Regions from separate parts of the Homo sapiens genome. Here all the other regions are linked to region 3. Evidence: chromatin contacts called from ENCODE Hi-C or POLR2A ChIA-PET data. All regions are on one chromosome and are shown on one strand. The core of a region is the stretch at or near the end of the contact, and the rest is flanking DNA. Distances in the headings are between cores, read along the strand shown. Region 1 has its middle 73 kb from the start of ADGRL4. Region 2 holds the start of ADGRL4 (adhesion G protein-coupled receptor L4). Region 3 has its middle 33 kb from the start of ADGRL4.

Region 1 (4,179 bases), core at 704-3,203, 39 kb after region 3:
TAAAGTCCATATGTGCTTTAATGGATGTTTTAATTACAGTATTTTATACCTGTTTCTATATGTGTCTAGAATTATATGTTTATAACCATCCATATAAGTTACATTATTATAAATTTTTATATTTAACTTTTTGTAACTGAAATAGCATTATGTTTCACTTTTGTTATTTTTCAGGATATCTGTAATGTTTTCAGTTGTACAATATACAATATTTTCACAGGTTTCAGTGCTCACAGAGTTGCCTCAAACTGTGAAAAAAGGAACTTGATAAATCTTTCCAAATAAGACGATCACTTCATTTCTTTCCTTCATGAACTTGTGCTTTCTTTGTAGTGTATTTTGGCTTGAAATAAATTTTTTAAAAAAACCACAGAAATAGATTTTAAAGATGTCCTGGCCATTTTATCTGGGTTTCTCAACAAATACTCATTCAGTATCAACTGCTTATATGCATACCTTATTGACTCTAACTTTAAAAGTTCTTTGATATTATGGATCAATAGTCTATATGTTTTTGAATTTTGTATTTTTACAGAGTTTTAAACAGAAAATATAGTATTAAAAGTTGAATGGTTTGGATTTGTGTCCCCACCCAAATCTCATGTTTAATTGTAATCCTCAGTGTTGGAGAAGGGGCCTGATAGGAGGTGATTGAATCAGCTATCATGAGACTAGCAGATTTCCCCCTTGCTAGTCTCATGATAATGAGTGAGTTCTCATGAGATCTGGTTGTTTAAAAGTGTGTAGCACGTCCCCCTTCTTTTTAATTCCTCTTTCTCTAGCCATGTAAGACATGCCTGCTTCCCCTTTGCCTTCCACCATGATTGTGAGTTTCTTGAGGCCTCCTTAGTCATGCTTCTTGTACAGCCTGTGGAACCACATGCCAATTAAAGCTCTTTTCTTTATAAATTACCCAGTCTCAGTTATTTCTTTATAGCAGTGTGAGAACAGACTGATACAAAAGTATATGGAAAATTTATAAGCAATACCTTGTTGCATTTCTTCCTCCCTCCTTTCCTCTTTTCCTTTATTACTCTTTCTTCTTTTATTTTATCCAGCCTCCATTCCTTTTCTTTCCTTCTTAGCTTAAAATAACAGTTAATAAAATTGACCCTTTATTCTTTAGATTTTGTTTGTTTATCTACATACATAGAGGTTAAATCAAGCTACTTAGTGGCCGAATATCTGATTCAATCTTCAGAAAATTTGAACCTTACTATCACCATATAATAATAGATAGAAGAATAGAGTATTAGTGTTAAGGCCTGTAAAATAAAATGTATATTTTAAAAAGATAGGCTCAGTCAATAAATTCTGATCAGGATTTTCATTATCAAAGATATTTAATAAGTAATGATCTGAAGTGAATATAATGATAGGCATTGTGCACTGGGAAAGCTCCAGCACAAAAACTTTTTCAAGTATTTTAACTACATATAAGTAAATACTCTAAGCACACTTTGTCAAATACTGCATTATGAAATTGTATGAAATATAAAATATGTATGAAATATAAAATATAGGGTAAAATATATCTTTTTAGTCACATATATCAAGGGCTAGAAAGAATCTCCATTTAGAGAGAAACCAGAAAGTGAGATGATGGAGATAATGGGGAGAATAGAACATGTTCATTAGATGTTGAAGGTAAATACTTGACATACTTTTGGAACCTGATTTGTAGAGTGTGAAACAGTAAAAACATAAAAATTTGTTTAAGTTATGCCAACTTGGAATCTGAAAGTCAAGATTTAAATCCTGTTATGACTGAAACCAGATCTGTATTTGGTTGAGTATATCATTCTCTAAGAGATTTTTTTTTTAAAAAAAGAACAACTCAAACTTATAGCAATAAAAATGATAATAGTTCTAATTCTTCAGAAAGCATCTGGCTCTGGGCTCTATTTCCTGAGAAGTTATGTAACTGTTGTATAATACATCAGTATGCCAAGGCAGAGAAGGCAGAGGAGAGTGCTGGAAAATGGAGAAGGTGCTGATTTAAGCTTTATCAGCTTCTAAGGATTGTTTGGCCTGCTGTTCTGGTTCCTTCCTCAGGAAGCCAAGATTTGCATGGCTGCTTCTGGATGAGTCATCAGTTTGGGCTCACTAAGCTCAGCTGTGGCCTGGTAGGGAAGGATCCTATGTCAGGAAATCTGGGATATTTACTGACACTCATGCATGTCTGTAGCTAGTAAGCACAACTGATTTGAATCTACATGAAATGAGGCTGAGGTCAGGGGTTTGATCTCTGTTGGGCCAGTTGGCTTTTTTTGACATAGTGATCACAGACTGTATCTCACCCTGACCAGCCAAGTGTCTTGCACATATGAGCTACTCATGAGAGAATGGACAAGTTCCTATGTATGTACTAACCTCAAAAAAAATTCCTTCTCTTAGAAAAACAACTCAAGCATATTGTCGTCACTTATTAGCACCAACTTCATTTATTAGGTGAATTTGATTGTTAGAAAATTCAATGGATTTTTGAGATGGATTTCTGGTTTGCAATGAAATAAATATTCTTCAAATAATGTTGTTAATAATACTTTATTCACATAGACTCTCCTTTAAATTAAATAAAATTAGAGTATTAAAATGACAAAATATTAGCCTTCAAAATTATAGGTGACCATTAGGAATAGTTTAGACACCTTGCAGAATTCTAATGCTGGTGAAGTTCCATTACTGAAATATACTAAAAAATATATATTTATCTCAGGTGAGCTTATGTAGTGTATACATGTTGTGTAAATAATGCTTGTATTTTGCTTTGGGAAACCACCTCTTCCTCACTCTTAATCCATGTAGGATGACCTCACTTTTGAGACCTAGAAGTAACCTCAGTATTCATGCCTTGGTACTGAAATTTAACTAGTGACATTTTTGGTAACTATTGTACAAGAGAGATTTTCCTCTGCCTTGATGAATTAGGTAGGAAGATGAAAGTTGGGCACTGTTAGGGTCATTAGAAGGAAAGGACCTAACTGAAAATAAGGCTAACCTGGAGAAAAACAAGGGCATGGGATGCAGGTGGGGTTGGGTGGTGGTGGTAGACAAAAAACCAAAACAAAAAACAGAGTCTTCATGACATTTTTGATACAACCATATGTGAAGGTAAACTTTGGGACTTCAGAGATTTATAAAGTCAATAAATCCCACTTCCTTTCTGGGGGCTTTGAATCAATGTTATTGTATTTCTACAACTTGCAAATGTAAAATTCCTGGCTAATAGAAATAAGAAATTTTATTTACTCGAACACGTTTTTGAACACCTAATTTGAGCTTCTGACTTATCACTTAGCTATATTTTAATAGAATCTGATAGAATATTTTTCCATTATATATACATATGAAATGTAAATTTTCATATCATCTCTGATGTAACATATAAAATGAAGTGCCTTTTCAGAAAAAAATGACAAAATTTGCAGTCATTTAAATAGGACAAAAATGAACATCTGCAAGCAATGATAACATGCAGATTAATGTTTCTTCCTATTCTCACAACAATAGTAATGTCACATTATAGTTTCAAAGATCTAAAATCCTAATAAAGGCAAAAAGTGTTTTAAAATTAAAATGCAGAGTTGCCAAAAATATTTAAATAATGTGGCTGGAGTGCTGGATTTTTTTAAAAATATCCTATCTTGTAACATTTAATCTCATGTCAGCCAAGCTTAAATGAAGGCATTAAAGCTCAATTCAGTCAAGCACATGGGATGTTACATTTGTTGTAAACATATTACGTATCATAACTAGTACTTTCATATTCTATTGATTTTCACTATGTTGCATGACTAGATAGGTTATTTCATACAGATAGAGTTCACACTATGGAAAATGACATTTCTATTTTAAAAATAGATCATTTGATGCCCTTTGCCTATTGGTGTTTTACAGTCATGCCATATCAACATTATCTGTACATTATAATGAATCGATAATGTTGAAGGCATCAGAATGAAATATCAGAATGAATTTGAACATGAACAGGAAATAGTAGTATTTTTAGTGAGGCATTAACAACCAAAAAACTGTTAGGAAAGAGAAAGCTTCAATTCTAGTCTCTCTTTCCTTTTTAAACTGCATTTCTAAAATGTATCAGATTTATTATGAAAACTATAGAAAAAAAGCTTGAGAGATGAAATGCAGTACAAAAGGGTGAATGGCTAGAATAAA
Region 2 (3,882 bases), core at 695-3,194, 34 kb before region 3:
GTTGACTATGCCCTCTACACCTGGATCTCCAGCATGAGCTAAAAGGAAATCTTTAATATTTGCACCAAAAAATAAGATATGCATGAAGTCTTTTAAAATCAGTAACAAGTATAAATTTTGACATGGTAAGTCAAACTTACTGTTTAGCTACTTACGCGTTTTTTAAATAGTATGAAATTAAACAGTATAACACAAAACAAGTTAGTTTCTGGAGGACAGAAAAGCAGTCCCATCAGAATTTAATCTTACAGTATAATCCAAAAGAAGTAACAAAGCTTGTTTACCTTCACAAATTGTGACACCATTTCCTGAAAATCCCATGTTGCAATAGCAGGCTTCAATTCCATTGCGTATTTCACATTTTGCATTTGGGAGACAAGGTGTCTTGGTGCAATTTTGAGTATAGGAACAATTCAACAAAGTGGAAAAAACCACTAAATAAAATAGAGAAATACACCTTTTCAAAAAGTAAAACAAACATCTCTCCCCATTGTTGAATTAGAGTATAATAAACATAAATTATCCTCTCTTTCTATTTAGATAAATGGATTATAAATTTTTCCCAAGAGAGCACTTAGCTAAGTAACAGCACAAAAGCAAGTAAGTAAAACTTACTTTTAAGATGAAGGCTTTTTTTGTTCCAATTTCAACCTTTATCAAGTAAATCTCAATGAAACTAAAATGTAATAAACAACTCAGCTTTATAATAAAAACTGTGTTCCCAGATCAGTATAGCATGTTGATTAAGTGTTACCCTTCATTCTGAGGTGAGATACTTTGAAAGGGAACTGCCTGATTGTAAAGCAATTTCCCTCCTCTGGGAGTAATCCTGTGTAGAAATGAAGGTAAATTGAGTATTCAGGTTTTTGCAAATTCAAATCTGTGTTATTTTAAGATGACATCTTATCTAGGAGAACAGATGCACTTGCTGTTTTTTTCTGTGTTCTAATGATTGTTTTCAATTTCAATTGTTTTCAATTTCAATTTCAATTGTTTTCAATTCAATTATTCATAATAAAATTTATTTCACTGTTTTTATTTTCCATTAGGGGAAATTTAAAAACAAAACAAAAACAAAAAAAGAAACTCAAGATTATAGTCAAAGATTGATCTTCCAGAAATGGAACAGCACACAAATGTGAACAAAAAAAAATGAAACAAAACAAGGAACAAGACTATACATCAGAGTTATTGAAATACATTTGGAAATTATATGTTGTGGACTGATAGGAAAAAATAAGGAAAAGTAAAGTCGGTTCCTTTTTTATTGTTTTACCAGGCCTACTCAAGAGTCTTGAGGACCAACAGCTATGAAGCATGAGGTCATTGTTCTGAAAACAGTCATCTAACATTAGTTGTCCTTATCAGGTACCAAGAGATTCTTAAGTATTCTGTTCTAAATCCCAGTGGCAAATAACTATGTATACTGACTAAGCCGGAATTAGTTCACCCTCGGAGATGTCATTTACTATCTTTCTGCACAGTATGTTCAAAATGAAGCTCAAATCTGGCCCGGCAATCCCCTTAAAATGCCAGGAAACCTCTCATGGGTGTTAATGGTCTGGATTTCCCAAATTTCTTCGGGGCAGAACAGAAGAAAGGTGAAAGGGGATGCTGGACACTTCCTCAAGAGGAATAAAAAGGTAACATTCCCTGGACCTTGGAATATTCAACTTTAGAGTTGAAAGGTCAAGGAGAAAAACATCCTGAGAAGTACTAAATCAATTCTCCTCGGAGATTTTGCCAAATACACTTGCCATGTGAGCTCCACCTCTTAAAAAATCCAGTCCCCTACAAGGGATTGGTCCCTCCGACGACCTCGGCGACCAGGGGCGCTGAGCACTCACCTAGGAGCGGGAGGCGTTTCATTGGCGGTGGCCGCAGTGGTGGCGGTGGCGGAGAGCGCGGCGGAGTGAGTGCGGCTGTGGACCCGGGACCGGGCGCCGCTGGGCGGGCGCGGCAGGGTCCCGGATCCGTCCTCCGTGACGCGCCGGCTTCCTCCGGACACTTTCCGGCCTCTTTTGTGTGAGTGTGTGAGTCAAGCCCTGAATCCGCTGGCCACGTCCGGCCTCCATCCCCTTTCCCCACGCCTCCTGGGCTCCATTCCCTGCCTAGTGACCACTGACCCTGAGCAATGTTACAGCCCCACTGAGGAATCAGTTTATCCCCAGGCGCAGCTCCCAGAGTGACACCCTAAAAGTGAGTACTTAAAAAGCAAAGGTCTCTGAGATCCACGGAGAGCCCCTCCAGAGGGAGCATCCAAAACTCAGTAGGTTTCAGGGGTTCTCTCTGACACCTAAATTTCAAGACATAGCCTTTTTTTTAATATACTCGCCAATAAATTTTCCTAAAGAACAATGGGTCAAGAAGTAGTCAGGAGACCTGAATCCATGCAAAGGGGCATGCCAGTGCTCAGGCCCCACCTTGCTGGGACTCAGGGTTGCATCGTGTAAAATAAGGATATAGTCTATTGTGTCTAGGTTAGATTGTGTTTTCCATTATCAACTCAATTTCAGGTAAAATTCACCTGTAGCCCTTCCTTACATCTGCAGAAAAATTGGTGCATCATATCCTTTGCATGTTAATATACAAGTCGATTACGTAGAAAGAGATCGTCCACATTGGAACATGGAAACAATTCTAGCTTAAAAAATTAAAAATAACTGGCAGACAAAACTAATGTATCATGACAGAAAATAGATCAATGGTTGCCCAGGGTTGGGATGCAGAAGAGGGACTGACTGCAGAAAGGCACAAGGAGAAATTGAGGTGATGATAATATTCTATATTTTGATTGAGGTGATGGTTGCATGAGTGCATGCATTTGTCATAACTTATCCAACTGTATTCTTAAAACTGGTGCATTTTATTGTATATAAGTTAGATGAATTGTATTATATGTAAGTTTAAATAAAGTTGATTTAAAGAAAGGAAATGACTAATATTTTTGCCATCAACACAAGCCATTTTACCTTTCAATAGTCAGATCACCTTTGTCACATACCATTTCTATTCTGTTTAAAAAGTGACTAGTGCAAATTTACTTTATATAAAGAGCAGCCTCAGAAAGATGAACAGCCACAGCCCCCGGACTCCAGGGGGATTATGAACTACTGGGAAAACAACTAAAACTAGTCACAATCACACACCACAAAGTGACTTATATATTAACAGCAGTCACAAGTGCTTATGTATTGACACGTTTATCTGGCTCTCCATAGCATTTTCCCAGACTCCTTCTAGGTGAATGTGGGCAAAAGTTCCTGAGAGTGGCACCATAATAGGTGAGGCAAATGAGGAACAAAGGTGTTGCGTGACTTGCTCAGAGTCCACAGCAGCTCTTAGACAGCTGGTCTAAGTGACTGGCCTTGATTGGAACCCGGACTATAAACTCACAGTCCATGTTCTCTATATTGGACTTTTTTTGAGACGCTTTTTTTGAGTGGCTTTTTTTGAGACGGAATCTCACTCTGTTGCCAGGCTGGAGTGCAGTGGCACAATCTCTGTTCACTGCAACCTCCGCCTCCCAGGTTCAAGCGATTCTCCTGCCTCAGCCTCCCGAGTAGCTGGGACTACAGGCACATGTACCATAGCCAGCTAATTTTTGTATTTTTAGTAGAAACGGGGTTTCACCATGTTGTCCAGGATGGTCTCGATCTCTTGACCTCATGATCCGCCCACCTTGGTCCCCCAAAGTGGTGGGCTTACAGGCTTGAGCCACCGCTCCTGGCCACAAATGGGCATTTTTGACGAATTTCATTATGCACTATTCTAGAAACTCTTAATTTATCCAATCAATCAGCACATTTTCAAATTCCATATCTATCACACTCGGGCACTGAATGAAGTGTCATGGAGCAAAACAAAACAAAACAAAACAAA
Region 3 (4,234 bases), core at 1,730-4,229:
AAATTGTATTTTGCAATGTGAGAAAGATGTGAAATTTGGGAATTGCCAAGTGCAGAATCATATGGTTTGGATTTGTGACCCTGCACAAATCTCATGTCAAATCGTAATTCCCAATGTTAGAGGAAGGGCCTAGTGGGAGGTGATTGGATCATGGAGGCAGACTTCCCCCTTGCTATTCTTGTGATAGTGAATGCGTTCTCATAAGATCTTGTTGTTTAAAGGTGTGTAGCACCTCCTCCCCTGTCTCTTTCTCCTTCTCCAGCCATGTAAGACTTGACTGTTTCCCTTTTGCCTTCTGTCATGATTATAAGTTTCCTGAGGTCTCCAAGCCATGCTTCCTGTACAGCTTGTGGAACTGTGAGTCAATGAAACCTCTTTTTTTCTTTTTTACAAGTTACTCAGTCTCAGGTAGGTAGGTCTATAGCAAGACCAATGTGAGAACAGACTAACACACACACACACACACACACACACACACACACACACACACACACTCTATTATTTTGATCAATGAGAAAAGTTAAGTCATTTAGCTTGCAAATGCAAAATGTAACTCTGAGTAAGCTTTGGACCGTTTTCAGTTAAAGCAACCTCCCCAAGTTTTGCACATTTTCTGAAAATATGTGCACATTTTTAGGTTTCTCCTGAACTTTTCCCAGGACCTTTCTGCCTACATATTTCTTCTAATGTTGTCCTGTATCATTTAATGCAGCCATTCCTAATGCAATGACTGATCAGAAAAATAGAAGTATCCTGACTGGCTGTATTCACCCTTCCAACTTGGGCTGGGTAGGGTTGGTTTCTGCTTTGGGAAACTTCTATGTCCTGGCAACGTACCTATAGATTTCCTTCTCTGGGCTGATTTGCCTACAAATTTCTCACAGATTGAGGCACTTTATTCTTCTTTCACAGCATATTAAAAATACTTTTATTACAGCATATCTGTGCTGTATTGAAATTGTATGTTAACTACCTCATTTTTTTAAAGTGACCTCCCAAGTTTCTGAGCTGTATCTTTCCATTTCTGTGTCTTAAGAGCCTTGTAGAGGAGGTTCTTTACATGCAGTAAAGTTTGTGAAAGATTGAAAAATTGACTTTCCTCTGTCCAAAGTGTCACCAGTAGTGGGTTGTGACTGCAAGTTGTCCAGTTCCTTGGCGTTTTGAACAAAGAATTGGACATAATGCCCCGCAAAGCAAAGAAAGAATGAAGCAGCAGAAGAATGAAAGCAGGGATTTATTGAAAACAAAAGTACACTCCACAGTGTGGGAGCAGACCCGAGCAATGGCTCAAGGGCCAGGATAGAGAATCTTCTTGGGTGCAAATACCCCCTAGAAGTTTCCCATTGGCCACTTCATGCTCACCTCATGTAAATGAAGTGGTAGCCCACAATCAGTCTGATTGGTTGCAGAAAGCAGCCAACCAGAGGCTGAAATGAAGTTGCCAAGGTCACACTCCTGTGCAAACATCTCATTGGTTGCAAGAAGCAACCATCAGAGGCTAGTGTGAAGTTACAAAGTTATACATTGCATGCAAATGAAGGCTCACCACAATCAATCTGATCGGTTGTGGACAGCAACCATTCAGAGGCTGGAGTGAAGTTACAAAGCTGCAAAGGAAGATTCCACCTGCAATCAGTCTGATTTGCTGGGGACAGCCAATTTCTCATCTGCCACGCAGAAAAAAATGGGGTTCGCAAAGGGAGTAGCCCCTGGTCCTTTTGTTACTTAGGTGTGAAAAGTGAGAGTTTTCCTTTCAATTCAGTTCTATGAAGTTGGTGTGAAACAGCCTTTGGTTCCCTGCATCTACACCCAAATCTCCTGTCTCAAAATCAGGTTTCCCTTTTGTAATTTTGGCATTTATAATAACTTATTATACACATTTGTCTCTAGAGGTCTTCTTGAACACACATGGCCTTGAAATAACACTTTCTAAACATTAATAGCTATTGATAAGCAAAGAAAATAAAATAAAATAGAATTAATCAAATTTATCTGCTTTTTAAGCATTTAGATTCTGAACTTAGACTTGTATTTATTTCTAAAATGTTTGAATGGAATGAAAAAAATATTTACCAGATACTTAGGCAGTGGAAATTCAGTATTTGCCACAATATCAGTTGAATGATCCAAAAAAAGTTAAATGATTCTTAATTTACTTAAATTAAGAGAGCAACAGTTTTAAAAACATTGAGGGCTAATTACAACTAAATAAATTAAAATATATGCACATCAAAATATACATGTATGGGTACTTTATTTTCAGCAACCAACTGAGAAATTCCTGTTTAGGCAAGATTCTACCCACTCAGAAGTTTGGTTGATAAGCTATCTTCATGAAATACATAATAATAACTCTGTGTGTGTGTGTGTGTGTGTGTGTGTGTGTGTGTGTGTGTGTAGAGAGAGAGAGAGAGAGAGAGAGAAAGGCTGCTGGTTTTGAAAGTGGAATGATGATAGTTCTACTATTTCAAGTATCAATAGTCTTATAAGGTAAAAATAGTGACAGTCTAATCAGATCTAACCAAAAATTTAACCAAAAAAAAAATTTTCAAGCTCTCTTTTTGAAACAACGCTTTACATAATATACTTACATTCATTACTAATCTCACTCAAGAATACAGGTAATGATACTCTAAAGCCAGTGAGCGAAATATGCAAGTAATATCTAAGTCGCGGTTAAGCTTCCTTCTTTCCTTTGACATGAGGTACTCTGAGACTTGTACATTTTTTCACTTATTCACCTTTTAAGTAATACAGTTTAATTTCAACGTATTAAAATCAGTCACAAAAATGCTCTTCCAAAGCATTTACAAAAGCTTCTGCTTACTAGTGTTTTAGTCATAATTTCAATTTGCTAACTTCCTTTGCAATACGTACTTTCGTTTCAATGTTTTCTCTTAAATCACCACCTCTTTCATGATAAATTGTTGTGATAAAAAAAAGTGCTTCCTCTGGTGGGACGATGTAACTATTCATTTCGCTAATGTACTTCACATCTGTCATTTGCAGTCCCTAAATACTTTGTCACAGCACGAAATAGAAACCTTACAGAGTAGGTCTATGAAGTATGTTTTCATTTTAAGTCACTATCTATGATGTAATTTGGAACAGTGGAATGATTAGATCAGTCTTTTCTTTTCTTCTGTCAGTACCAGAGACAAAGCATGTTAACTATAGAAATGTCAACTTTCATATTCCCTGATAAACTGAGCACTATTTCCAGGATTTATTCTAAACTCAGGCTTTGAGGGTGGGGACTGACCCTTATGTGCCTGCTCATACACAGTTAAGTAATTATTTGTGGTTGATAAGGACTACCTATTTTCTATTGACTTGAAGAAATTGTATTTGCAGTAGGTTTAAAAGAAAAAGCTGCCAGAGGAAATTTGGGTGGAACCCTGTCAATTCAGTTAATTTAAGACCCAGAGTTACTATATAAAGGAAGGAAGCAGATACCAACTCTTAAAAAAGACATCTACATTATCCAGAATAGTGCTCAAAAATATTATGCATTCAAATATATTTTAATAAGTGAATGTTGAGTAATGAATGACATAAAATATTTTTTACTAAATACAACTTTACCATAATATTAAAATATATTTGGCAGGAAAAATCCAAAAGGGATCCCTCTGTTAGGAGATTGCATTCTCTTTTATTCTTTCTTTTCTTTTATCAAATGATGCAGCCAAAGAGAGAGATCTGAATAAGACATAACGCAAGTGTAGAAACAAAAGTCCAGGAAATCATCTTAATTATATGTATTTATTTGTACAGTCTTTCTCTGTCACCAAGGCTGGAGTGCAGTGGTGTGGTCATAGCTCACTGCAGCCTCGAACTCCTGGGCTCAAGGGATCTTCCCATCTCAGATGCCCAAGTAGCTAGAACTAGAAGTGCATGCCGCCATGCCCAGACAATTTTGTAATTTTATTTTTTGTAGAGATGGGGTGTTGCTTTGTTGCCTAGGATGGTCTTAAACTCCAAGCAACCCTCTCACTTTGGCCTCCCATAGCACTTGGATTAGGGACGTGAGTCACCATGCCTGGCCATCTTAATTGTTTCCAATAAATCATACATTTAAACTACTTAACCTAGCAAATATTTAAATAAATTAAGAGAAAAATATTTTCTAAATTACTTAAGGCCAATCATAAAGAAATTACAATATATGTGAATGGAAATTAACACAAAGAAGTATTTTTGTTTTCAGCATCTAAATGAGAAATTCCTGTTT

What was found. Hi-C counts contacts between places; a loop is a spot of excess contacts on that map. ChIA-PET counts read pairs that join two places held with the same protein, here RNA polymerase II (POLR2A). Pooled maps may share reads with other maps.
Region 1: a loop to region 3 is called in a map of endothelial cell of umbilical vein, with 6 times the contacts of the local background. The contact joins two enhancer-like sites. A Hi-C loop is called at or near these places in 2 of 168 maps with a recorded cell type or tissue (endothelial cell of umbilical vein and posterior vena cava) and 1 of 50 pooled maps. POLR2A ChIA-PET finds 5 or more read pairs at or near these places in 2 of 52 experiments (GM12878 and activated T-cell).
Region 2: a map of endothelial cell of umbilical vein shows a loop between it and region 3 (4-fold over the local background). The contact joins the promoter of ADGRL4 here to the enhancer-like site in region 3. A Hi-C loop is called at or near these places in 2 of 168 maps with a recorded cell type or tissue (endothelial cell of umbilical vein and heart right ventricle) and 3 of 50 pooled maps.

Annotation. Positions count from the first base shown.
Region 1 is chr1:79,077,903-79,082,081 of GRCh38, forward strand. No RefSeq gene overlaps it. Among named protein-coding and RNA genes, the nearest start is that of ADGRL4, 73 kb to the left of the region's middle. RefSeq lists an enhancer at 1-4,179. Within about 2 kb of position 1,954, at least 2 of the 41 ENCODE cell types and tissues checked have a DNase peak (open chromatin) inside an H3K27ac peak, as active enhancers do; they include endothelial cell of umbilical vein, where a contact is called at or near this core.
Region 2 is chr1:79,004,786-79,008,667 of GRCh38, forward strand. ADGRL4 (adhesion G protein-coupled receptor L4) reads right to left here and starts at 1,945. Exons shown (of 15, transcript NM_022159.4): 1 at 1,848-1,945; 2 at 285-434. The coding sequence starts at 1,869.
Region 3 is chr1:79,037,857-79,042,090 of GRCh38, forward strand. No RefSeq gene overlaps it. Among named protein-coding and RNA genes, the nearest start is that of ADGRL4, 33 kb to the left of the region's middle. Within about 2 kb of position 2,980, at least 2 of the 41 ENCODE cell types and tissues checked have a DNase peak (open chromatin) inside an H3K27ac peak, as active enhancers do; they include endothelial cell of umbilical vein, where a contact is called at or near this core.